Linked DNA regions of Homo sapiens: region 2 is linked to region 1. A link is an interaction called in ENCODE POLR2A ChIA-PET data of the cell type or tissue named here. Cell type or tissue: OCI-LY7. All regions are shown on one strand. Each heading gives the region's core, and the rest is flanking DNA. Links, peaks and the distances in the headings are about the cores only.

Region 1 (12,730 bases), core at 2,029-10,028:
AAGAAAAAGAGTAAACCTTAAAAGTAGCCAGAGAGAAAAGATACATTACATATAGGGAAACAATAATACAAATGATGTCTGACATTTCACCACAAATGATGGGAGCAGAGACAAGAGAACATCTTTAAAGTCAAGTTAGAATTTCTATGTCCAACTAAAATAGCCTTCAAAAATGAAGGTAGGGGCTGGGCATAGTGGCTTACTCCTGTAATCCCAATACTTCAGGAGTTTGAGGTGAGTGGATTGCTTGAGTTTAAGACCAGCCTGGGCAACCTAGGGAGACTACGTCTCTACAAAAAAATTAAAATTAGCTGGGCATGGTGGTGCATGCCTGTGGTCCCAGCTATTTGGGAGGCTGAGGTGGAGAGATGACTAGAAGCCCAGGAGTTCAAGGCTGCAATAAGTCTTGAACATGCCACTGCACTTTAGCCTGGGTGACAGAAGGAGACCCTGTCTCAAAAAAAAAAAAAAAAATGAAGACAGAATAAAGACATTTTTAGACCACAAATACTGTTAAAAGAAGGTCTTAAGTCCGAAGGGAAATAATATCAGATAGAATGTAAGACATGCAAAAGTAATAAAGAGAACTAAGAAAAGGAAATATCTAGGTAAATATTAAAGATTCTATTTTAGCATCTTTACATAAAATAATAATATTATATAATAATATCAACCATTTCAGCAAAAATAGCATTAGTGTTATTTTGGTTTATAAGACAAAAGTGCAAATCATGGGATGGGGAAAATTGTTGAATACTGTGGTAAGAGCCTCTTATTATTTATAAGGTAGTATAAAATCAAGCAAAAAATAAAAAGAGATACTAAAAGATATTTGAGTCACAAAAAAATAAGAAAAGAAAAGGAACAAATAAAGTAAAATTTTAAAGGCAAAAATATAGAAAAATCTCAAAATAATCATGCTAAGTACAAGAAGCCAGATCAAAAAAAATATGTACTGTGGGATCCCATTTATATAAATTTCTGGGAAATGCAAAATAATCTACAGTGACAGAAAGTAGATCAGTTGTTCACTCAGGAGGAGTTGGTAGAAGACAGGAATTATAAACGGGCATGAGGAAACTCTCTAGGGTCATGGCCATGTTCATTATTTTGATTGCAGAGATGGTCTCACAGGTATACACATATGGTAAAGCTTATCAAATTATACTCTCTAAATTTAGGCAGTTTATTTTGTGTCAATTATATACCTCAATAAAGATATATACACACATATACATACATCTTATATGCCAAAATGTTAGAGTTAAACCCAACCGTATCAATAATTACATTAAACATGACTGGATTAATCTCACCAGACTAGTTTTCAAAAAAAGCAAGACCCAACTATATTTTGTTTATTAAAAAACGAATTTTAAATCTAAAGACACACAAAGGTTGAAAAGAAAAGGATTGGAAAATGTACACCAGGCCAGGCATGGCGGCTCACGCCTGTAATCCCAGCATTTTGGGAGGCAGAGGCAAGTGGATCATGAGGTCAGGAGATCGAGACCATCCTGGCTAACACGGTGAAACCCTGTCTCTACTAAAAATATAAAAAATTAGCCAGGTGTGGTGGCGGGCACCTGTAGTCCCAGCTACTCGGGAGGTTGAGGCAGGAGAATGGCGTGAACCCGGGTGATGGAGCTTGCAGTGAGCGGAGATCACGCCACTACACTCCAGCCTGGGGGACAGAGCGAGATTCTGTCTCAAAAAAAAAAAAAAAAACAAAAAGAAAGAAAGAAAGAAAGAAAAAGGTACACCATGCAAATGGTAAGCATCAGAAAATTGTATTAATATCAGACGAAGTATACCTCAAGAAAAAGAATATTACTAAAGAAGAAGAGAGAGATTTCCTAATAAAAGGATCAACTCATCGAGAAGATATGAGTCTTAATGAGTATAAGAACTTCAAAATACATGAAGCAAATATTGAAAGAACTAAAGGGAGAAACAAAAACTTCCCAATCATATCTGGAGATTTTAGTACCCAACTCTTAGTAACTGCTAAATAAACAGAAATCAATAAGGATATGTAAATCTTAACACAATGAACCAAATGGACCTAACCGACATTTATAGGTTATTACATCCAACAAGTGAAAAATACATACTTTTTCATATACACATGGAAAATTCACCAAGACACACTGTATGCTGGCCCAAGAAACAAGTCTCAGTAAATGTTCAAGAATCAAAATAATACCGAGTATATTCTCTGACTATAATGGAATTTGATTAGAAATCAATAACAAGAAGATATTTAACCCCCCCCCAAATATTTGCAAATAAAGAATGTAATTCTAAATAATCTGTGGGACAAAGATGAAATCACAAGGGAAATTAGAAAATAACTGAATGATGAAAACCTGTCACATGAAAAACTACGGCATTATGAAGCTGAAGCAGCACTTAGAAGAGAATCTGTAGCGTTCAATGCTTCTATTCAAAAAGAAGAAAGGTGTAAAATAAAAGAATGAAGCTTCCACCTTAAGAAGCTAGGAAGAGTTGAGGAAACTGAACCCAAAGGAAACAGAAGAAAGAAAATAATAAGATTGTTATTCACTGAAACAGAAAACAGACTAAGAAAAAGAAAATCATCAAAGTCAAAATGAGTCATTGGAAAGATTGATAAAATTAATAAACTCTTGCTGCTTCTCAAACATTTTCCAGTAGGTTATTCACAAATTTGCATTAGAGACCAGCAGTGGATGCTCTCAGCATGTAGGTGTAGCCCTCTTGCCACTCGTAGGGGAGAGACATGGAGGGACACACAGCCCCCAAGACTCAAGAGATGGAGGGGGAACCTGGGACACCCAGACCTCCAGGAACTCATTAGACATGCAGGACATAGGGATAGGTCCCTGTGGTGTTTTCTGCATGGACCCACAGCCTGTAGGGAGCCAAGGAAGAGCCACCTTCATGCAGAGAAGAGGAAAGGAAAGGATAGCAGAGGGAAGTCAACCCGAGAAGAAACTCATGAACAATTTTTTAAAAAATCTAGGTCTTGGGGCTGGGCGCGGTGGCTCACGCCTGTAATCCCAGCACTTTGGGAGGCCGAGGCGGGCGGATCACGAGGTCAGGAGATCGAGACCATCCTGGCTAACACGGTGAAACCCCGTCTCTACTAAAAAAATACAAAAAATTAGCCGGACATGGTGGCGGGCGCCTGTAGTCCCAGCTACCCCGGAGGCTGAGACAGAATGGCGTGAACCCGGGAGGCAGAGCTTGCAGTGAGCCGAGATAGCGCCACTGCACTCCAGCCTGGGCGACAGAGCAAGACTCCTTCTCAAAAATAATAATATCATCATCATCATCATCATCATCATCATCATCATCATCATCATCATCGTCTAGGTCTTGGGATTTGCGGGATGCTCCTGGCTCTGAAAATAAACTGTCTCTGAGATCCCCAGGGTAGAGAAACATGGGGAGGTTACAGGCATTCTGCTGCAGGATTGTCTCTTCTTTATTCACTTCTCTCTCTTACCATTGCTTCCTCCACAGAGGAGACTGGAAAGGTCTATGCCAACTCCAGCAAGGTGTGGGTCCAGGAATACATCAGCAACTGGAATTAAACCCCGGCAAGGTCTGGACCCAGCAAGAAAAGTGCTAGAGATGTGAACAGATTGGGCACAGGGACCCAAAACAGGCAAAAGTCTCTGCAACCTCAGAAACTGATTCCAGATCTGGGGGTCTAACTTCATTTTAAATGTACGTATGCTATTTTACTTATAATCCCTTTTTGATTGTGAATTGTGTTGTTTACTAAATGTTCTGGGAAGTCAGATGGCCTTCTCTTGTCTCCCTCCACCTTTCCCCTTCAGTCACAAAGGGATTGACTCCATTTCATGGCTGCAATGAGCTATCTAGGCAGACATTGTAAGAAATTCATCAAACCAGCACATATTTATTGACTATGAGTAGCCAGTGCTGGGTTCAGGCTTTGAAAGAATAAAATATTCCTCTCTTTCTTTCTTCCTTGCTTCCTCACTTCCTCCCTTCCTAACTTCCTCCCTCCCTGTCTCCTTGTCTCCCTGTCTCTCTAGCTCCAAATTTAATAAACACTAGTTTGAAAAGTATTCATATTAGTGAAGATGTGGAGCAACTGACATGCACACACTGCTGCAGGGAGTGTGAATTTGTCCTCCCACCTTGGAAAATACCATTGTCATCTTGTTGCAGCAAAGGTGTGCATGGCCGATGACCTAGCAGTCACACTCCTAGAGAGAGCCACAGTTACCCTTGCACGTTCACAGCAGGAAACATACACAAGAATACTCCAATCAGTGCTGTTGGCACTAGCAAAAATAAAAGGGGCAAATGGAAAATAAATCACGGTATGTTCATAAACCAAAATATTACCAGGAACGAAAGCAAGCACATTACAGCTACATATAGTAAATAGTGTGAATCTCAGGAGCATAATGTTGAGAGGGAAAAAAAGCTATGGAATAAAACATATAATAATTCCATTTATGTAAGTTTGAAAACAGCCCAGAGCAGTGGCTCACACCTGCAGTTCGAACACGTTGGGAGGCCGAGGTGGGCGAATCGCTTGAGCCCAGGAGTTCAAGACCAGCCTGGACAACATGATGAAAACCCATCTCTACAAAAATAATACAAAAACCAGCCAGGCATGGTGGCACATACTTGTAGTCCCAGCTACTTGCGAGGATGAGGTGGGAGGATCTCTTGATTTCAGGGAGGTCGAGGCTGCAGTGAGCCATGATCGTGCCACTGCCCTCGGCCTGGGTGACAGAGTGAGATCCTGTCTCAAAAAAATGAAATGAAGTTTAAAAACATACAAAGTTAAATATATTAATATTCAAATCTATATGGTGAAATGATCAGAAAGGCAAGAGTATATTATAAACATTATTCAGGAGAGAGATCACTCTGTGGAAATGACCACTCAGGGACCATCCCAGGCATCGGGTACAGGGATGCTTGTTGTATTGCTACTCTTTATTCTCAGTCCATATTTTATGCCTAGTTAATATCAAAATATATATTATATATAATTTAAAATACATATATATTATATATAAATAAATATTATATATATATTCTATATATATTTATATATAATATATAAATAAAAATATATATTATATATAAATATATATATAAACAATATTTATATATATATAAACAAATATATAAATAATATTTATATATATATAAACAAATATATAAATAATATTTATATATATATATAAACAAATATATAAATAAAACTATGGGCGAGGCATGGTGGCTCACACCTATAATCTCAGCACTTTGGGAGGCCAAGGTGGGCAGATCACCTGAGGTCAGGGATTTGAGAGCAGCCTGGCCAACATGGTGAAACCCTATCTCTACTAAAAATATAAAAATTAGCAGGCGTGGTGTGAGATGCCTGTAATCCCAGCTCCTCGGGAGGCTGAGGCAGGGGAATCACTTGAACCCAGGAGGCAGAGATTGCAGTGAGCCGAGATCGTGCCATTGCACTCCAGCCTGGGCAACAAGAGCGAAACTCCATCTCAAAAAAAATAATTAAAAAAAAAAGCTAGCCAGACGCAGTGGCTCACACCTGTAATCCCAGCACTTTGGGAGGCCGAGGAGGGCGGATGACCTGAGGTCGAGAGTTCGAGACCAGCCTGACCAACATGAAGAAACCCCGTCTCTACTAAAAATACAAAATTAGCCAGGTGTGGTGATGCATGCCTGTAATCCCAGCTACTCAGGAAGCTGAGGCAGGAGAATCACTTGAACCCGGTAGGCGGAGGTTGTGGTGAGCCAAGATCGCGCCATTGCACTCCAGCCTGGGCAACAAGAGTGAAACTCCGTCTCAAAAAAAAAAAACCTGTAAAAATCAGGCTGTAGAAAAGAACAGTTATTATTACCTCATTTTTGTTTAACTGTATATCTGTATTATACATAATGACTACATACAAAAACATGACTTGAAACTTACACATCAAAATATTGATAGTAAAGAGATTTTTTTCATTTATTTGATTTTCTTAAAAATTCTGTTAAAAAGCAGGCATCTTTTTTGTTAAAAATTATTTTAAATTGCATATAAGAATTTTACAATGAAATTGAAATTGTACACAACTTGTGAAAACATGGAATATGACTTTTTTTGGTATGATCCCACGTAGGGAGAAAGCAAACAGGGAAAAAAGATGAAGACACATCTAAGAATGTTATTGTGGGATCACAGGGGATTTTTGCTGACTTCTTTTTGCTTAAATATTTTCAAAATTTTTCCATAGTGTTGCTTTTTTAATAGTGAATGATGGTAAAAGTGTTTGCTTTGTTTTACTTTAGGAAGAAGGTGCCAGAGGCTTACTGTTTGCTTAAACTCACAGAAGGCCCTATGCATCTTGTTTGCAGCTGAATCTCCAGTGCTCTGCTCATGGTATGTATTCAATACATATTTACAGAATAAATGAATGAGTAAATGAATAAAGAGTGTTAACTGAACAGATGGAAGGGATAAAGCAGAACATGTGGTCTCCAATTTTTATTCATTCATTCTCTGTCCATTATAGGCTAGAATGGGGATAATTCCCAAAGATACGAAGAAATCGAAGCCCAAGATGGGTGGCTTCTCAGTCCCTTGACTTGGATGAAGTCCTCTCTATCAGCTGAGAAAACACATGGTAGAGATTGATGATCTTTGCAGATTCTTGGGAGGCAGACAGGTTGTGGAATATTGAAGATGAGAAAATAGCACCCAGCTTTCCAAAAAAGGAGGGAGAAAGAAAATAGACGATAGACTCCATCAACTTCAGAGTGGTCAGCTGCCTCTAGACTAGTCAAGATTCTACATATACCTATACAATTCTTTTTTTTTTTTTTTTTTTGAAACGGAGTCTCACTCTGTCGCCCAGGCTGGAGTGCAGTGGTGCGATCTCGGCTCACTGCAAGCTCCGCCTCCCGGGTTCACGCCATTCTCCTGCCTCAGCCTCCCCAGTAGCTGGGACTATAGGCGCCCGCCACCATGCCCAGCTAATTTTTTTGTATTTTTAATAGAGACGGGGTTTCACTCTGTTAGCCAGGATGGTCTTGATTTCCTGACCTCGTGATCCGCCTGCCTCGGCCTCCCAAAGTGCTGGGATTACAGGTGTGAGCCACCATGCCCGGCCTATAATTCTTATTTTAAAAAACCTCTTGTTGGCACTTCAGAAAGGAAGTAGTCACTGCAAGTCAGCATGGTGCAGTTAGGCCGAATCAAGCTGGACCAACCCCATTTCCTTCTCTGGAAGCAATGAACATCTGGGGAAGGGTGTAGACAGAGGGCCTCATAGTCAATGGTCAATAGAAAATACTCTGGAATCAGCCGGGGAAACAATTAAATTCAGGAAACAGATACAGTCGTATGTTGCTTAACGATGGGCATAGGTTTTGAGAAATGCTTCATTAGACAATTTCATTGTACAGACATCACATACTTACACAAACCTAGATGGTGGAGCCTGCCACACACCTATATGGTACAGCAATTGCTCCTAGGCTACAAACCTGTGCAGCATGCTACTGTACAGAATACTGTAGGCAGTTGTAACACAGTGGTGAGTATTTGTGTACCTAAACATACCTAAACATAGAAAAGGTACAGTAAAAATAAGGTAGCATAATTTTTGTTTAATGTATTGCTGCTGAACAAATTATGGTATTATAATCTTATAATAAGATGTGTAGTAGGCTACACCATCTAGGTTTGTGTAAGTACATGATGTCTGTATAATGATGAAATTGCCTAACAAAGCATTTCTCAGAACATATGCATGTTGTTAAGTGTCATATATGTAGTCTGTCATTGATAAAAACATCATTATGTGGCACATAACTATATACACTGCTGCATGAGCCAGTGTGCAAAAACAACTTTACTAAAATAAGAATAGTCTAATAAAAAATAAAGCCATAATTCTCCCCATGCCTCCTTCTGCAACTCCAGCCTTTCTCCTTTGAATAGGGGAAGTGGGGCCAGTCAAGCAAGACCGCAGCTCTGGGAGGAGGGTGAATGTTATTTACCAAAACATGGGAGGCAGATGATTCAGTAACTTAGATGTGGGAGGCCAGAAGTTGGCATAGACACCCAAGGGATCATATGATTCAACTATACACCAACGAAAAATGACTGCATGTAAAAATTGGTAAAATTTTAATAAGATCTGTTTTGTTGATAATATTGTAGAGGCCGGGCACGATGGCTGGTTGGGCGCAGTGGCTCATGCCTGTAATCCCAGCACTTTGGGAGGCTGAGGCAGGCGGATCACTTGAGGTCAGGGGTTCAAGACCAGCCTGGTCAACATGGAGAAACCCCATATCTACTAAAAATACAAAAATTAGCCAAGCATGGCGGTGAGCACCTGTAATCCCAGCTACTCAGGAGGCTGAAGCAGAAGAATCACTTGAACCCAGGAGACGGAGGTTGCAGTGAGCCAAGATGGTGCCACTGCACTCCAGCCTGGGTGACAGAGCAAGACTCTGTCTCAAAAAATAATAATGATAATGATATTGTAGAACTGTCAATTTTCTAGTTTTGATGATCATAATGCATTTTTTATACGGTTGTATATGAAGTTTTATAAGCTTCCCATTGGGGGAAGCTGAGTCAAGATTGCACAGAAACTTTATGTACTATTTCTGCAATTTCTATGTCAGTGTAAAGTTATTTTAAAATAAAAAGTTACCATAAAAACAAAAGATTCTTTATGACCTGAAAAAATTATTTCCTCATCATTATTGTAACTTAAACAGTTTTATTATCTTCAAAATCAATATTTGGAGTCATAAAGTTGTAATTCAATATCGGGTAATTTCTAAACATTAACTCTATGTGAGATTCATGAGGGTGCCCTGAGACTGGGCTAGAAACAGAATAATCAAGGTGGAACAGGTCTGGGCGTGGTGGCTTATGCCTGTAATCCCAGCACTTTGGGAGGCCGAGGCAGGAGGATCACTCGAGCCTAGGAGTTCACAACCAGCCTGGGAAACATAGTAACACCTCATCTCTACTACAAAATTTTAAAAATTAGCCAGACATACTGGTGCACTCCTGTAGTCTCAGCTACTCAGGAGGCTGAGGTGGGAGGATTGCTTGAGCCCAGGTGGTCTAGGCTGGAGTGAGCCATAATTGTGCCACTGCACTCCAGCCTGAATGACAGAACAAGGCCCTACCTAAAAAAAAAAAAAAAAAAAAAAAAAAAGCAAAGTAAAACCTCCCGTGAAAAAAGCAAGAGCCAGAATGGGCTAGTTCTTGGGCTGCTCCTTCCCTGGTAGCTTAAATTAAGGAGAGAGGCTCTCAAGGAAGGACAAAGAAAGGGCTTGATGCATGGGAAATCACAATTTTGAAAATAATAGCTATCACTTATTCTCCCATGTGGCTTTCACAGGTTACCTAATTTCTCTATGCCTTGGTTTGCTTCTCTATAAAATGGAGATGATAATAACATCTACAATGCAAGTTTGTTGTGATGGTTAAATTAATTAATACATACATTTAAGCTCATAGAACACCACCTGGCACAGAATAAATGCTTAATAAAAATGGTAGTCATGCCAGGTTTGTGCTTTACATACATTATTTCTAATCTCACAACTACCCTGCCAGAGAGAAAGCATCAATCTCCTCTTCACAGGTGTGGAAACTCATTCAGAGGGTAAATGACACTTGCAGCCAAACGAGTTAGTAATGTTGGTGAAGAAGTTAAGTCTTGGGACTTGGAATTGACATCCCGGTTTCAGGTCTCAGCCACTTAACAATGGGTTAACGCCAACAAGTTCCTTAACCTTACCAAGGCTTGCCAAGTTTATGTTCCTAATGGAACAAGAACATCAACCTCTTAGAGTTTAGGGGAGAATTAAATAACACATTATATAGAAAGCACCTACCAAACTTAGGAGAGGCAAAAATCCATCTCCATTTTCTTAAGATCCCACCTGGACTCAAGAATTAAATTGACATATGATAGATTAATAGGAGAAAAGTACACAAATTTAGTTAATACAAGTTTTACATGACACAAGATCCCTCATAAGGAACAGAAACTCAAAGAAGCAGTTAGGGTCAGTTACTTATACACTGAATTGGACAAAAAATAGGAAGTTGTGAAATGTGATAAGGCAAAGGGGCTGCGCTGGGTGATTAATTGGGTACAGAAATGACTAAGGTGATAAGGTTTGTTTGTGTAGACTTCTCTCGGCTTCAGCTTCCCATCCTTAATAAGAATATTATTTTTCTTTCGGTATAAGGAGGACATCTTTCACATGGGCATTTCATTTCCTGCCTTTGATAAAGACAATAAAGGTCAAAATAAAGAAGGATCTTCTTGCACCTGCTGGGTTCTTTTTTTACATGCCTTTAATTTAAAATATGCCAGAACAGTGAATTTTGGGCGGCATATTCTTAACTCCTTCACAAATAAAGATCCTTATTTTTTCTCCTACACAAAAAAAAGGATAGTGGATTTGGTCAAGCGAGAGTGAGGTTCCTGGTAGGGATAAAGTGTGAGTGGGTTTATTATTCAATGATGATGAACAACTTACACAAGAGAAATGGCAGATTCCAGTGGCTGTAGGTAATTTAGTATTTTGGCTTTAGGTGTGTTTCTTGTCTGAGTGAAAGGCATTGCCTCCCATTCTTGGTGCACGGAGTAGCATGTCTGAGTCTCCTAGAGCATGGCTTAGCCCTACTTCCACCTGCTTCTTTCCAGATATGAATGACAACATCAGTAAGTGCTGCTACATCACCTGGAGGATCCCATGCAAGTATGTGATACATTATTATCTGTCTAATTCATGAAGTGTGTCCCAAACCCACCACCCTGTGAGTCTCACTCCATTAATCAGACTCAGTGGGATGGAGACTGTTGAGAGAAGCACCAACCGTCAGAGCACCTGCCAGGTGTTGCAGACACAGGGAGAGGCAGTAGAGGGCCAGCCTGGGGGCTTTCTGGCCTGGGCTGGAGTCTTCCAGGTGGAAGCAGTTCCCAGTAAATGGAGCAGCATGGTGGGGAAGGGAAGGAGAAGGCTGAAAGGAGGCTGCTAGAAGTGGGGTGGGGTGGACTTGGGAGTCCAAGTGAATGGAATCAGTGCTGCATTGCCCAATAGGCAACCGGCAGGTGCTTAGGAAATCAACAAATAATGCTTTTGAAAGAATACAATATTTGCAACTTCATGCATGTACACAGTGATCAAAGTGGCTATTATTTAAAAAAATCAAAAGTCCCTTATACAGTCTTATCATTACTTTTCAGTTAGTATTGGGTATTTGAAATTACATGCTGAAACACAGAATAACCTTTTTAGAGCCTAGGACCACTCAGGTCTTGCTCTGACCCTGGTTGGAGCTCATCCTTCGGGAAGGAGACAAAAGCCCCCAAATTTACCAGAGAATGGAAGAAAGATGGGATGATCCCTCCTCAGCTTTTGCATTCCTCCATTTTTGATCCTTCTACCCCTTGACTCATAATTTAGACACAAGTAAATGTCTCGCCTGCTTGGGTTTGAGGTAAACATTAGTTCAGGGTTAATTGGATGAGCTGAAACACTCTGAGCATGGAGAGAAAGGATCTAGTCATGGCCAACCGCTAATCCCACAGCCCCCGCCACTGCATGGTAGCTGTCCTGCCCTGAGATTAATCCCCAATGACAGTTTTTTCCTGATCTCCTCCACTGTGCTGAATTCCATTCTATTCTGAAGCTTGGCTCTGACACCCTCTTTGGGGTATGTGGAGGCTCAGGGACCCAGTGAGCTGTTGGTAGCAATATTAGACATTGACTTGTGAACATGTTACTTGAGCTTTGGAGAAAGTAAAGAAGGATATTGGAAGAAAGCTGTATTGGACCCAGCTGGATCACTGGACTCCAGCAAGTCAGGCTGGAGAGGAGGGAGTTGGCACGTGAAGCAAAAAGCTTAGAAGGACCCATGAGGTGGGGACTAGGGCCCCTATATATGGACTTTGGGTGGCCTTGAAATAATATGCAGCATATTAGATATAGATCTGCTCCTTGAAAGTTAGATTGTATGGCCAAACCGCAAACCCAAATATGGATTTCTTACTTCTAGGCATTTGTCTCTCATGGTTCTTTCTATCCATGGAGTTTGCAAACTCCACTTTCTCTTCTGCTTTCTCTCTCCTGCTTTCTCTGTCTGCTTTTCAAGATTTCTGTCAAATGCTACATCTTCTCCGATCCTCCCAGACCAAAGTGGCCCATCTCCACCTCCTCTGACACACCACAGCCTGTGACACCCTCATTCCACATTTATTGGGCACTGCTCCCAGTGCCAGATACTGGGGTAACCTAGACATGTACCATCCCAGCCCTCAGGAGCTTACATTCTAGGGGGTGGAATGGGAAAGGGGGAAATGATCCTCAAGCGAACAAGTATACAAAGTAATTTCCAATGGTAACCAATGCTTTGAAAGACCTAAAACAGGCTATGGTGTGTGGGTTCTTTAGGAAAGGTCAGAGGAGGCCTCTCTAAGAAGGTGACAATTAATCTGAGCCCTACAAGATGAGGAAGATTCAGCCATAAAACAAGCCAGAGGTAGGAAAGCATCCAGGCAGAGAAACCAGAAAAGGCAAAGGCCCTGGGGTGATTGTGTTTGCCTAATGAAAAGAAGGCCAGTGGGACTGGAAGTTCAGCGAGAACAGTAGACCTGTCAGAGCCTTGTAAGCCAAAGGTTGTCAGTAGATGGGCATGGCCTGATTTGGGTTTTAGAAA
Region 2 (12,730 bases), core at 2,445-10,444, 95 kb before region 1:
TTTGGGCTGTTTTCTGATCTCTGACTGACTTTTTGTTTGTTTTGTTTCCAGAGTGACTTTTTATATTTTTTAATTATAAATTTTTTTGTGGGAGGAAGGGAAGGATTAAAAAATGCTACTGGAGATAGAAAACCTATTTATCCATTTGTGTTATATCATACAATGTAGTTTTCTGAAATTATATCTTTTTTTCATTTTCTGGATCTAGACTAGGGGTCAGCAAACTTTTTCTGTGAAGGGCAGGAAGTAGATATGGCTTTGCAGGCCATTCAGTCTTTGTTGTGACCCCTTAACTCTGACATTGTGACTTGAAAGCAGCCATGGACAATATGGAAACTAATGAGTGTAGTTATGTTCAAATGAAACTTTATGAGCACTAAAATTTGAATTCCATATTATCTTACATATCACTAAATATTATTAGTATATGTGTCTCTTTGTATTTTAAACATTTTAAAATGCAAAGATCAGTTTAACTCATGGGATGTGCAGAACCAGGAGGTGGCTTGGATTTGGCCTGTGGGCTGTAGTTTGCTGATCCCCGGGCTATCTGAAAACTAATAAAAATCAGTATTCAGGCTGAGTGCAGTGGCAGCCTGTTACCCAGGCTGGCGTACAGTGGTGCGATCTTGGCTCACTGCAACCTACTGCTCCTGGGTTCAAGCAATTCTCCTGCCTCAGCCTCCTGAGTAGCTGGGACTACAGGCATGCACAATCATGCCCGGCTAATTTTTGTATTTTTAGTAGAGATGTGGTTTCACCATGTTGGCCAGGCTGGTCTGGAACTCCTGACCTCAAGTGATCTGCTTGCCTCAGCCTCCCAAAGTGCTGGGATTACAGGTGTGAGCCACCGCACCCGGCCGACTTCTTCATTCCTTCTCTATGACCCAGCTCTGACCCCCACTTTTTGGTGCTCCCTCAGTCTGCCCTACAGCCTACCCTACATCTTTGATATGGTTTGGCTGTGTCCCACCCAAAGCTCATCTTGAATTGTAGCTCCCATAATTCCCACATGTTGTAAGAGGGACCCAGGGGGAGATAATTGAATCATGGAGGTGGTTTCCCCCATACTGTTAGTGAATATATCTCATGAGATCTGATGGTTTTATAAGGGGAAACCCCTTTCACTTGGCTCTCATTCTCTCTTGCCTCCCACCATGTAAGATGTGCCTTTGCTCCTCTTTCGCCTTCTGCCATAATTGTGAGGCCTCCCCAGCCATGTGGAACTGAGTCCATTAATCCTTTTTAAAATAATTCACCCAGTCTCAGGTATGTCTTTATTAGCAGCGTGAAAACACAAATACAATCTTTCTCTTCCCGTGGAGGCTAAGCAGAGGGTAAGCCCCACTCACCCTTAGACAGAGGGCAGTAATTCAGAGGCCACTAAGGATGTAGGAAGGGACTTGAGGGACTTTGTCTTCTTAGAATCCCCAGAATTGCTTCTACATGCATGGGCCTTATTATTTTTATGCTATTTATGATGCTGCTAGTCCAGAAAGGGCCCCTTAGAGACCTTACATAGTATAAAGACTCAGATTGGATAATGCCAGAACAGTTTATTCTGGATAAGAGTTTTTAGGATCAAGATCTTCTGGTTAAAAGTTAGCCTGTGGAAATTTCCAAAATTGAATAATTAAAATAAGGCTATTTCTTCCAGGCTTGTAACTCCAAGGATGAAGAACAACCAGGGCTTGGGGATGGGTGAAGAATCTTCTGAAGAAGTGACCTGGCTACTCTTATAAAGGTCTGTGCTTCCGCCTGCACGGTCATCACTGCTGTTGACATAAAATACAGAATTTATCATGAGCCATTCCCTGCTTAAACACCTACTATGGTGCCCCATTCGAATCCAAGCAGGGTGTTTAAGGTGCTTCAGACTCTGTCTTGATCCTCCTCTTGCAGATTACTCCCTGCCACTACCCTATGGGGAGTCTCTTGCCACATCCTCCATGCTCTAAATCTCTATGGCTTTGGCTCATCCAGGGTGATGTGACTGTTGCTTCCTCTGCCTGGCTTGTCCTCTTCTCTCTGTTAACTCCTGCTCTTTGTCAAGATCTAGCTCAGATTATTATTTCCTCTCTGAAGACTCTTCTTGGTAAAGTTGCTCGCTCTGCACTGCTTCCTCAGATCTTTGTGCACTTGTTACGTGCTTTTTAATTTGTTTTATGGCTCTATCTCCCTAACTAGACTGAAAGCACTTGAGGATGGTGACCTTTTCATAGTCTTTTTGTTATTTGGGCACTTAACACATAGCAGCTGCCCCATGATTGCTGGTCCCTTTTCTTTCTCTCCTCGCCAACCACCCACCCTGTTGTCAGACTGAAATAAGCCCAAAAGTCCATGGAAGTTGGACAGCTGTATTGACAACTGAGCTATGTCCAGGATCAAGCTATCTCTTCTTAACTGCTTAGCATGCTTCTAAGCATGGTTCAGGGAAGCCAGGACAACAGAAGAGTTCAGATAAGGTGGCCAAAAGTCCTGGAATAGTCAAAACAATTCCTGCTTCCCTGTGGTTATCCTAAGGAAGACCAATGTGTCATTTTCCCCTGGGAGCATCTCAGGGGCTGGCTTTTACTTGTTTCAGGAACAACTTTGCACACATGACCACAGCCATTGCTTTGGCATCTCTTTCCCCTAGACAGGATTTGTTTCCTGGGCACATGTTGACACAAATACCATAGGTTCCTTTTGGCAGGTCCAGGTGCCTACCTATTTCAAAAGGTTGTTTTAGGAATGAAACTGGATACTGTTCAAGTTCCAACCACATTGTGACCTCATCCACTACTACCCACCTACCAGGTCCTCACATGTGAACTCTCCCTGCACTCATGATTGCCCTGCCACACGAGTGTTGGTTGGAGTATTGTTTAGAAGCAAATCAGCCTTCAATGTGTACCATGGGCAGCTATTAGGCATGAAAATCTGCCAGCTGCCCTATAATTTCTATGAACAAAGGGATCCCTACAACAAGGGAAAGCTGGATTCCCACAGAAAGAGACTAGGCAAAGGCATTTGGTCCATTTGTATTGTAAGGCCTAAAACTTCAAGAGCTGCCTTAAAGTGCTTTCAAGTTCTCACAGGGTCCAAAGGTCTAACCCTGAGTTCTCCTGCTCTTTGAATGTGCTCCCCCCTCCACCACCCAGTGGGAGAGGCTCCCCACCTGGCTAGTTCCTCTATTATCAGATCAGCTGCACCCACCCAGTTCTTAACCTATGAGTCTCAAGTCCCTGTCAGCCCACAAAAAAAGCTAATCACATCTTCCTGCAGGAGTACTTTTAATGGCAAAAACCACGATTACCCTTGCACCATCCTAATGCAAAGCCTGCCTTCCACAGCCTCTGCTGGTTCACCCTGCTCCCAAGTGGAACCTCTGTGGGTCACTGCATGGCATGCAGTATCCTCCTCCCTCAGGCTGTGAGTATAGGTGACACTAATTCTATGTGCTATTCATCTCATCTCTTCAGTGTCAGGTGTCATGGGTTCAGCCATCTCACACTATTTAAAGTGGGGGACCCGTCCTTCACTGATGGAGTGGACAGGTGATCAGAGAACCATCCCACCAAGAGAAAGACCCTCTTGAGGCCCTCCATCTCTGCATGTCAGGTTCACAGTAAGTCTTAACGGTGCCAAACATAAGCCCTTATGCCACTCTTCTCTTCTCTTATCACCTTTGCACCCTTCTCCAACCCACACACATGCATACACTGGGCCCCTGACTTCCCTCTTCCTAGCTTCTCTTTCTGCTATTAACTGGCAGTTGCTGCCTAAACTCGCCAACCACCTTGAGAGTTGTGAGAGGATAGCCCGGCAGCCTGTAGCTGTATGCTGGGGGTGGGGAGGGCTGAAAGGAAGAGGACGTCCACCCTCCCAATGTCAAGTTGCTGAGTGAAGTCTCCTTTGATGACAATGCAGTAGGGCTAAAGTGGACTAAAATTTGCTTTCTCTCTCTCAGGCTGTGAGACAGAGCATAGAACCTGTGTCAGGTCACAGGAGAGTGATCCCCCAACACTTTGGGCCATGTTCCAACCCTGCCTGCCCCAATTCCCATTGTGTAAAATCCATCTGCAACCTATGCCAGGTGGGTGGAGAATCTTCCCTCCAGGTTAATTCAACTTCCTAGGATATAGAGGCTGTGAGATTAAATAGGAGCCCCTAGTGAATGGGGACTCAATTGTACTCACCTTTTCCTTGGGCAGGCAGTTGGGGCTGCAGACACAACACTCACACAGCAATGTACTGGGAAGATCTTCTGAAGACACAGATTCAAGACAAATATGTATCTCTCTGACCATGAAGAGGGATGTTAGAACCCCAGAACAGAGATAATATGTTTTGCAAGGACACAAATACTATGGGGCCTGTTGTGGAGGTGTAATAATTCTTTTTCAAACATTCAAACATTCAAATAATTCTTTCTTCAAACATTCTTTTTCCTCTGTGCCAGGGCTCCATTCAGGCTATAAGATATGTGGCTACCATATGTTCCCTGGTGGAGGTGAATATGGTTAGGATGGGACCGAAGAATAAGGTTGGCAAATGTGTAGCTCCTAAAATTTCAAAAAAAAAAAAAAAGTTTTTTTTTTTTTTTTTTTTTTGAGATGCAATCTCACTCTGTCACCCAGGCTGGAGTGCTGTGGTGCAATCTCAGCTCACTGCAACCTCTGCCTCCCGGGTTCAAGCGATTCTCCTGCCTCAGCCTCCCGGGTAGCTGGGATTACAGGCATGTACCACTATGCCCAGCTAATATTTTTGTATTGTTAGTAAAGACAGGGTTTCACTATGTTGGCCAGGCTAGTCTTGAGCTCCTGACCTCAGCTGATCCACCCACCCTGGCCTCCCGAAGTGCTGGGATTACAGGCATGAGCCACCTCGCCTGGTGTAAAAATCCAAATTTAAGATACAAATATTTTGGGAGAAGATGCAATCGGGAGCAAGAGAGTGAGAAGTAATTGTAAGAGTGCTGTCTCCTGACTCTTGCCCCACTGGCCAGAGTCCTGGGATGGGGTATAACTAGACCCTGCCTTCATGTTTGGGGGTCTTGGAGTAGAAGATTCCAGGTTTTTTTTTTTTATTTATTTAGGCAGGACCCTCAATGATAGAAAGTCTTATAGATAAGTTCCACAGTGTAACCATGGAGAGGAGGCATCCCTATATCAAAACTGGAGGTGCAGTATGCCTAAACATGAGCAGGGCAGAGGCAGCTCTCTGATTTTCCATGAGCACAGAGTATCATGGGAGGATCAACTTAATCATCTGATTCCCCTGAGAGGAAGACCGAAGTTAATTGAAAAACAGCTGATGGACTTGTAAAAGGTAGCCATGACCAGTACAAAAGAGCAGTCTTTGCTTACGATTTCACCAGAGCATGCCTAAAGCCTGGAAAATTGCCAGCAGTCTAAAAAGTGGATGTTCTGTTGACTTAGCAACTATTCCCAGCTATAAAAGGAAATAGCACTACTGCTGTACAATGTAGACAGTGTGGAAAAAACAGTATGAATGGAACTCAGATTATTCCTGGGGTCTCTCCTTGCTTTACTGTGTCAGTGTGTATAAGCTCATGAAAGATGTCTATAACTCTGTACAGGTTGGGTCATCAAGGGCTCAGATCTCCTCCAGAATAAAAATCTGAGTCATTCCACCAGAAAAAATTGCACCAATCAATCGAGGGGGTGGCTGAAGGCAAAGGGAACATGGATTGGATAAGCGGAGGCAGGAATTTGTTACAATAAGCTACAGCCTCACAACCAGTTTCAGAAATACTCTCCATCTACCCATATTTCATTTTTTATTGTTGGGTATATGTTTCTGTATTTAATCTTCTTTTCTCTTTCTTCTCCCATTTTCTCACTATTATAACTAGGTGAGTTAGTGGTGGTTGACTTTTAGTATATTTCATAGGATATGAAATATCAGTACAGGATCACAAAAGAACAAGAGATGAAGTGGGCACTATCAGGAGATCCTGAACTTGGAGCTGAATGAAAATAGCAAGTATTGGGCTGTCTTTGGGGACAAGATGAGTGGATTTTCAGTAGTACAGGGGCATATGCAGCAGTACCTGCATTATATTAGGTAGGGTTTGAATCCAAGGGAATGTACGAATATGCAGGCAGAGTTTGGGAATATTCCCAGCAGTGCTGATGCAGCCAGGAGTCCAGCAGTGGTGGTGAGTATTCAGGGTATTAATACAGCATTGGCACATGTCAGAGTCTTCTTGCTGTATGGACATGTACATAGCTATATTCTGTATTGCCCGACGCCTTTGTTTGCTGCCTATCACACCTTCCTATCAATTTTCCATGCTACTCTTAACATTCCAATAAGTAGGGTCAGTTTCAGTTATTTGCATAAAAACCTTTTGCCTGGTTAGCTCCCAGAACTGTGAACTCCTACAAATGCTCAAAGGGTGCTATGTTCTCACAGTCCTCCCTGCCCCAGAATCAACTAATACTGGGAGTAATTGGAGAGAGTTCTCCTCTCACCACAGGACTTAGTATGGGTTGAGGAAGAGATAACATTGAGGCAGGAGTAAATACACAGAGACTGTGAGCAACCTATTCACACAGATCATTTCTGCCTTGGGGTCTGCTCAGGCCCAGTCACACTTTTAGCTTTTCCATTTGACGGGGTGTTGCTGGACATGCCCTACTTGATGGCTAAGTGGATCAGATAACACCCAGCTCACATGGGTGGTAATGTCACACATGAATGGTTGGGCATTCAGTCTTTTCAGAGTTTTAGCTAGTTCTACAAAAAAGAGTAGGTACTTTCCACAGAGAACAGGAACTTGCTCCAAAACCCTAGGGGCTTTCACTGTGATTCTTCTGTCAGGGTTTTCCGGTTCTATACAGCATTCCTGAGCAACTCCAGACATTTTGTGTATCAAAGACCTATTGGTTTATGAGGGCCAAGAGTCAGAGCTACACAAATTTCAGTTTGAGTCAACCAGAGAGACATTGGTTTTTCTTGACATAACTCAAAGCTAATATTTTGTTAAGTTTAGATCACAGGGATACTTCATCTCCCATGGGGAACCTCCATGAGATAGTAATTTCCTGAATTTTTATAAAATTTATGTTTCATCCCAAGAAATTAATGTGACCTGCCAAAACATCTAGGGTATCTGCCTCATCTGTCTCCAGGCCCTGTCAGCACAATGCCATAAATGTACTAGATCAGATGGATATTCAATGGGATGGTGAAGTGGTTAACATCACTGTAATCTAGATTCCGTCATTGAGCCACAGAAGTAACTGACCATGAAGCAAGATAGCGAAAGTATACTGATAGCCCTGCAAGGTGAAAACACTTAACTTTTTGCTTCTGATATTTAGGCTTAGAATTGCAAATATCCAGATGTATAGCTGGCAACATTCCAGATACCAGGAGATCAATTTATTGGCTCTAGTAAAGAGAACCCACCTTAAAGGGCAGCCGTCATTAAAATTACAAACCAATTAACATCACTCTTTCAGTTTTTGAGAGGGCCCAATAATAACACCATTTTATCACTGCCTGAGTTTTGAACCAAATGAGAAGCCTACAAAGGAGTCAGCAGAGGAGGGACAAAATATTACCTTTATCATTGATAAAAAATCTCACTTGAAGGACATAGCTAATACCTTTAGAAAATTTAGATTACAAATATTAAGAATCAGAATTAAACAGACAATCTCATTCAGCAGTGTTAGACTAAGGCAGGATCCTGTTCATTGAGAAAGAGAAGGGAATAATGGGTGCTCTTGTGGTCAGCCAGCCACCAAGTGGCAGGGGAAGGAAAGGGGCTTATGTAATTTACAATTATGTATGTTATAGGAAGAGTACGTAGGGAGGGAAGTTATCCAACTGCAGCCATATCTTGGAGAAATTGCAGATTCAGTTCCATACCACTGCAACAAAGCAAATATCACAATAAATTGAGTCACACGTTTTTTTTTTTTAGTTTCCCTTTACATATAAAAGTTATGTTCACACTACATTATAGACTATTAAGTGTGCAATAGTATTATATCTAAAAAATACTTTAGTGCTAAAACTGCTAACAATTATCTGAGCCTTCAGCAATTCTTTTTTTTTTTTTTTTTTTTTTTTTTTTTGCTGCTGGGGGGTCTTGCCTCCATGTTGATGGTTGCTGACTGATCAGGGTGGTGGTTGCTAAAGGTTGGGGTGGCTGTGGTGATTTCTTTTTTTTTTTTTCTTTCTTTCTTTCTTTTCTTTTTTTTGATGAAGTCTCACTCTGTCACCCAGGCTAGAGTGCAGTGGCTTAATCTCAGCTCACTGCAACCTCCCCCTCCCAGATTCAAGCGATTCTCCCGCCTCACCCTCCTGAGTAGCTGGGATTAGAGGCACGTGCCACCACGTCTGGCTAATTTTTGTATTTTTGGTAGAGACGAGGTTTTACCATGTTGGCCAGGCTGGTCTTGAACTCCTGGCCTCAAGTGATTGGCCCACCTTGGCCCCCACAAATACTGGGATTCCAGGCATGAGCCACCAGGCCCCACCGATGATTTCTTAAAGTGGGACAACAATAAAGTTTGCCACATTGATTGACCCTTCCTTTAATGAAAGATTTATCTGTAGCATACACTGCTGCTTGATAGCATTTTGCCTCCAGCAGAACTTCTTTCAAAACTGGAATCAATCCTCTCACAGACCCTGCTGCTGCTTTATCAACTAAGCTTGTGTAATATTCTCAGTCTTTTGTTGTCATTCCAATAATGTCGCAGCGTCTGTAACAGGAGTAGATTCCATCTCAAAAAAAAAAAAAAAAACTTTCTTTGCTCATCCATAAGAAGCAACTTCTCATTCATTCGAGTTTTATCAGGAGATTGCAACAATTCAGTCACATCTCCAGGCTCCACTTCTAATTCTAGTTCTCTTTCTATTTTTACCACATATGCGGTGACTTCCTCCACTGAAGTCATCCACTAGGGCTGGAATAAACTTCCAAACTCCTCTTAAAGTTGATATTTTGACCTCATCCCGTGAATCACAAATGTTCTTAATGGCACCTGGAATGGTGAATCCTTTCCAGAAGGTTTTTAATTTACAGCCCAGACCCATCAGAGGAATCACTATCTATGGCAGCTCTGGCCTTACAAAGTGGATTTCTTAAATAATAAGACTAGGAAGTCAAAATTACTCCTTGATCCATGGACTACAGAATGGATGTTGTGTTAGCAGGCATGAAAAGAGCATTCATCTCCTTGTACACCTCTATCAGAGCTTTTGGGTGACCAGGTGCATTGTCAATGAGCAGTAATATTTTGAAAGGAATCTTTCTTTCTGAGTAGTGGGTTTCAATAGTGGGCTTAAAATATTCAGTGAATCATGATGTCAACAGATGTGATGTAGTTTAGGCTTTATTTTTCCATTTTTAGAGCATGGGCAGAGTAGATTTAGGATAATTCTTAAGGCTCCTAGGATTTGTGAAATGCTAAATGAGCACTGGCTTTAACTTAAAGTCACCAGCTGCATTAGCTCTTAGCAAGAGTCAGCCTATTCTTTGAAGTTTTGAGGCCAGGCATTGAGTTCTTTCTAGCAATAAAATATTCCTAGATTGCATCTTCTTCCAACAGAAGGCTCTTTTGTCTTCACTGAAAATCTGTTCTTTAGTATAGCCACCTTCATCAATGATCTTAGCCAGATGTTCTGAATAACTTGCTGCAGCTTCTCCATCAGCACTTACTGTTTCACCTTGCACTTTTATGTTATGGAGACGACTTGTACATCTCTATCTTCTTCCCTTAAACCTCATGAGCCAATCTCTGCTGGCTTCAAACTTATCTTCTGCAGCCTCCTTACTTCTCTCAGCCTTGACAGAGTTGAAGACAGGTAGGGCTTTGATTAGGTTTTGGCTTAAGGGAATGTTGTGGCTGGTTTGATCTTCTATCCAGGACACTCGAACTTCCTCCATATCAGCAGTTAAGACTGCTTTGCTTTTGTATCATTTGTATATTCACTGGAGTAACACTTTTAATTTCCTTCAGGAACTTTTCCTTTGCATTCACAACTTGACTCTCAGGTGCAAGAGGCTTAGCTTTCAGCCTGTCTCAGCTTTCAACATGCCTTCTTCAGTAAGCTTATGCATTTCTAACTTTTGATTTAAAGTAAGAGATGTGAGACTCTTCCTTTCACTTGAACACTTAGAGGTCATTGTAGGGTTATTCATTGGCCTCATTTCAATATTTTTGTGTTTAAGGGAATAAGGAGGTCTGAGGAGAAGGGGAGAGATGGGAGAACAGCTGGTGTGTGGAGCAGTCCGAACACACACAGCATTTATGGGTTAAGTACACTGTCTTACATGAGCATGGTTTGTGATACCCCAAAACAATTACAATAATAACATCAAAGATCACTAACCCCAGACCACCATAACACATAATAGTAATGAAAAATTTGAAATATTGAGAGAATTACTGGAGACACAGAGTAAACACATGCTGTTGGGAAAAAATAGTACTGATGGACTTGCTCAATGCAAGGTTGCCACAAACCTTCAATTTGTAAAAAAGTGCAGTATCTGTGAAGTGCAACAAAGTGAGGTAGCAATAAAATGAGGTGTGCCTGTGTTTATTCTCTCAGCCGTTAAAGCTAGAGTCAACTGCAGGTGTAACCGTTCCTCCTGGAGAAGGAGGTCAGCAGTTAGCAAGGCCACTCTACTTCCATCGTCATGAGGTTACTCATAGCTTCTTTGGATATTCCCTGGAACCCCGAACAGTGGCTATAAAGATTGTGAGCAATCCTGGGGAGAAATCCTGGCATGTTTGTTTTGGCATAGGAAGGGGCACTAAAGCCTGGAGCAGGAAAGCCTCAGGGTACCACAGACAGAGGCTGGGCTGTTCTGTGGTATGCCCCATCCCCCATCAAAATTGCCAGGAAGGGCACAAGTAAGGACTTCACTTATTTTAGCCTTTCCCCTAAATTACATTTGAGTAGCCACAGAAGCTGCTATCTCCAGGGGAGCATGAGCTCCTGGGGGCTTCCAAGACATCTGAGGATCATAACTGATGTCAAAGAAAGATACAAACTTCACAAGATAGTCTGGATGAATCAGATTTAATGAACCAAATAGAGCAAGACATAGGACATTGGGCTATAAGATGGAAAGCTTTTTGGTTGTGCTCTGTTCCTTCCTCACTAAGTCCGAGGAAGACTTCGGCTGTAAGGAAGACAGCAGCTGTGCCTGTCCTGCAGAGTCAGAATGATGCGATAACGTCATGGTGGGCTGGAGAGACCAGCAATACCAGCATGCTGATCTGCTGGCCAATGAGGAGCCCTCACTGTCAGCAGGAGTCCCATTTCTTCCTTCACGCTTCTGTGTTCTTCCCTCAGCTTCTTCAATTCCACTCTCACTCTAAGTTCCCCATTTTCACAGTCTGGCCCTTGGGAGAATATTCTCTCTGCTCTGAAGTCTGTAGAGTCTTGGCAGGAATGAAATTTGCGTTGTCATAACCCCCTTCTTTCCATCTCATAAGAAGATATTATAAAATCTCTGCTCAGAGCAAGCCATCTTCCCACCCTGCACATACCTTGTGTTCACCTCAGAGCTGCTCCCTCTTGGATTCCCACATGGAGGGCACATCCCCCACCTAGAGGAGTGACCCTACTCTCCACATCCAACTTCGGTCAGACCCAACCCAATCTGATGAGAAGGATGGAAAATGCAGGGTGATCCCTCTTGTAGGTCAAAGGAAGTGGGTCTGATGAATGCAGTGGGGACACAGCCTGCCTCTGTGTCAGATGATCCCCAGGCCTACGGCTCGGCCTGGAAACTTCTCTGCTCCCCTCGATCCTGAAAGGAGGACTGTGAGCACAGGTCACCTCATCCTCATGGTGATAAAAGCCACCAAAATGAAGACTGTGCCTTCTTCCAGTTAGGCTTTGATGTGCTGCACACACCTGGAACAATTTGTACCCTCAATGTCACCAGAAAGGAAGGCAGAGCAGAAACAGTAGGGCAGGAAGTATACACAAATACGAGGTCTCCAGGGAGTGCCCCCAGGTGAGCCAGTTCCTGTTCTATCTCACAGCTGGTTTCTCTCTAATTACAGTAGTGGTTTCTTGGAGATGTAATCGCCAAACATGAGACATTTAAGAACACTTTTTAGCACTTTGCTAATCCCAACAAGGCATGGATGTTCCTGGTACCTTTAGGAAAAGTGGCCAAAGAAATGAATCGTCTCTGTGTCATTTAGAAAATCAGAGTGAATGCGTAAGCTATGAAGCCAGGTGTAGTGTGCTGGGGGCCATCTGGGGCCTCCTGGAGGTTCAGTGACAAGAGGATTTGAAGAGCTTCTGGGAGAGATGTTGAAAGTGTGCTTGGAAGCCGCTGACCAACCCCCCAGCTGAGATCCCTATGCAGGTATGAAATTCGGGCTGCCGCTTAACTGCAGGGGCAGTAACAGGTGGGTAGTGAAGTCACTCCCTGAGAAGATGGGTGTTCAAAGGTTGCAAGCTGGCTGAGGGCCTAGAAGGTTGAGAGACAGAGTCTACCCTGATGCCTGGTGGTCTCTGACCTCTGCTTTGTACTCAGAGGTTCCTAGAGGAAATGCTGCTTCAGTGAGCTAAAGAGTGAACAAAATAACAAGAGAAGAACACTAAATGTTCCACACAAGCCTGAGTAGGATGCCTGCCCTCTCTCCTCCCCAAATTACAGAATCTCAGTGAAAGAGATGTGGAGGTAAAACCCCAATGACAGTCAAAGGAGGTGAGGCCAGACACGGTGGCT

Evidence for each region. Peaks named below come from ENCODE experiments on the same cell type or tissue, not always from the same donor. Only the 100,000 strongest peaks of a DNase experiment are listed, where the experiment ranks them.
Region 2: POLR2A ChIA-PET joins it to region 1 with 11 read pairs; 2 of 35 experiments call an interaction of 5 or more read pairs at or near these places.

Annotation. Positions count from the first base shown.
Region 1 is chr17:36,031,725-36,044,454 of GRCh38, reverse strand. LOC105371746 (a long non-coding RNA gene) reads left to right here and starts at 3,628. Exons shown (of 3, transcript XR_001752856.2): 1 at 3,628-3,714; 2 at 6,319-6,409; 3 at 6,543-6,632. In OCI-LY7, for the core only: no CTCF peak of the experiment used is centred there; no DNase peak of the experiment used is centred there.
Region 2 is chr17:36,126,670-36,139,399 of GRCh38, reverse strand. LOC101927369 (a long non-coding RNA gene) reads left to right here. Exons shown (of 3, transcript XR_243796.5): 2 at 1,658-1,744. It overlaps LOC107985055 (a long non-coding RNA gene), which reads right to left and starts at 4,249. Exons shown (of 2, transcript XR_001752867.2): 1 at 4,182-4,249; 2 at 1,264-1,775. In OCI-LY7, for the core only: CTCF peaks have their summits at 7,543 and 7,744; no DNase peak of the experiment used is centred there.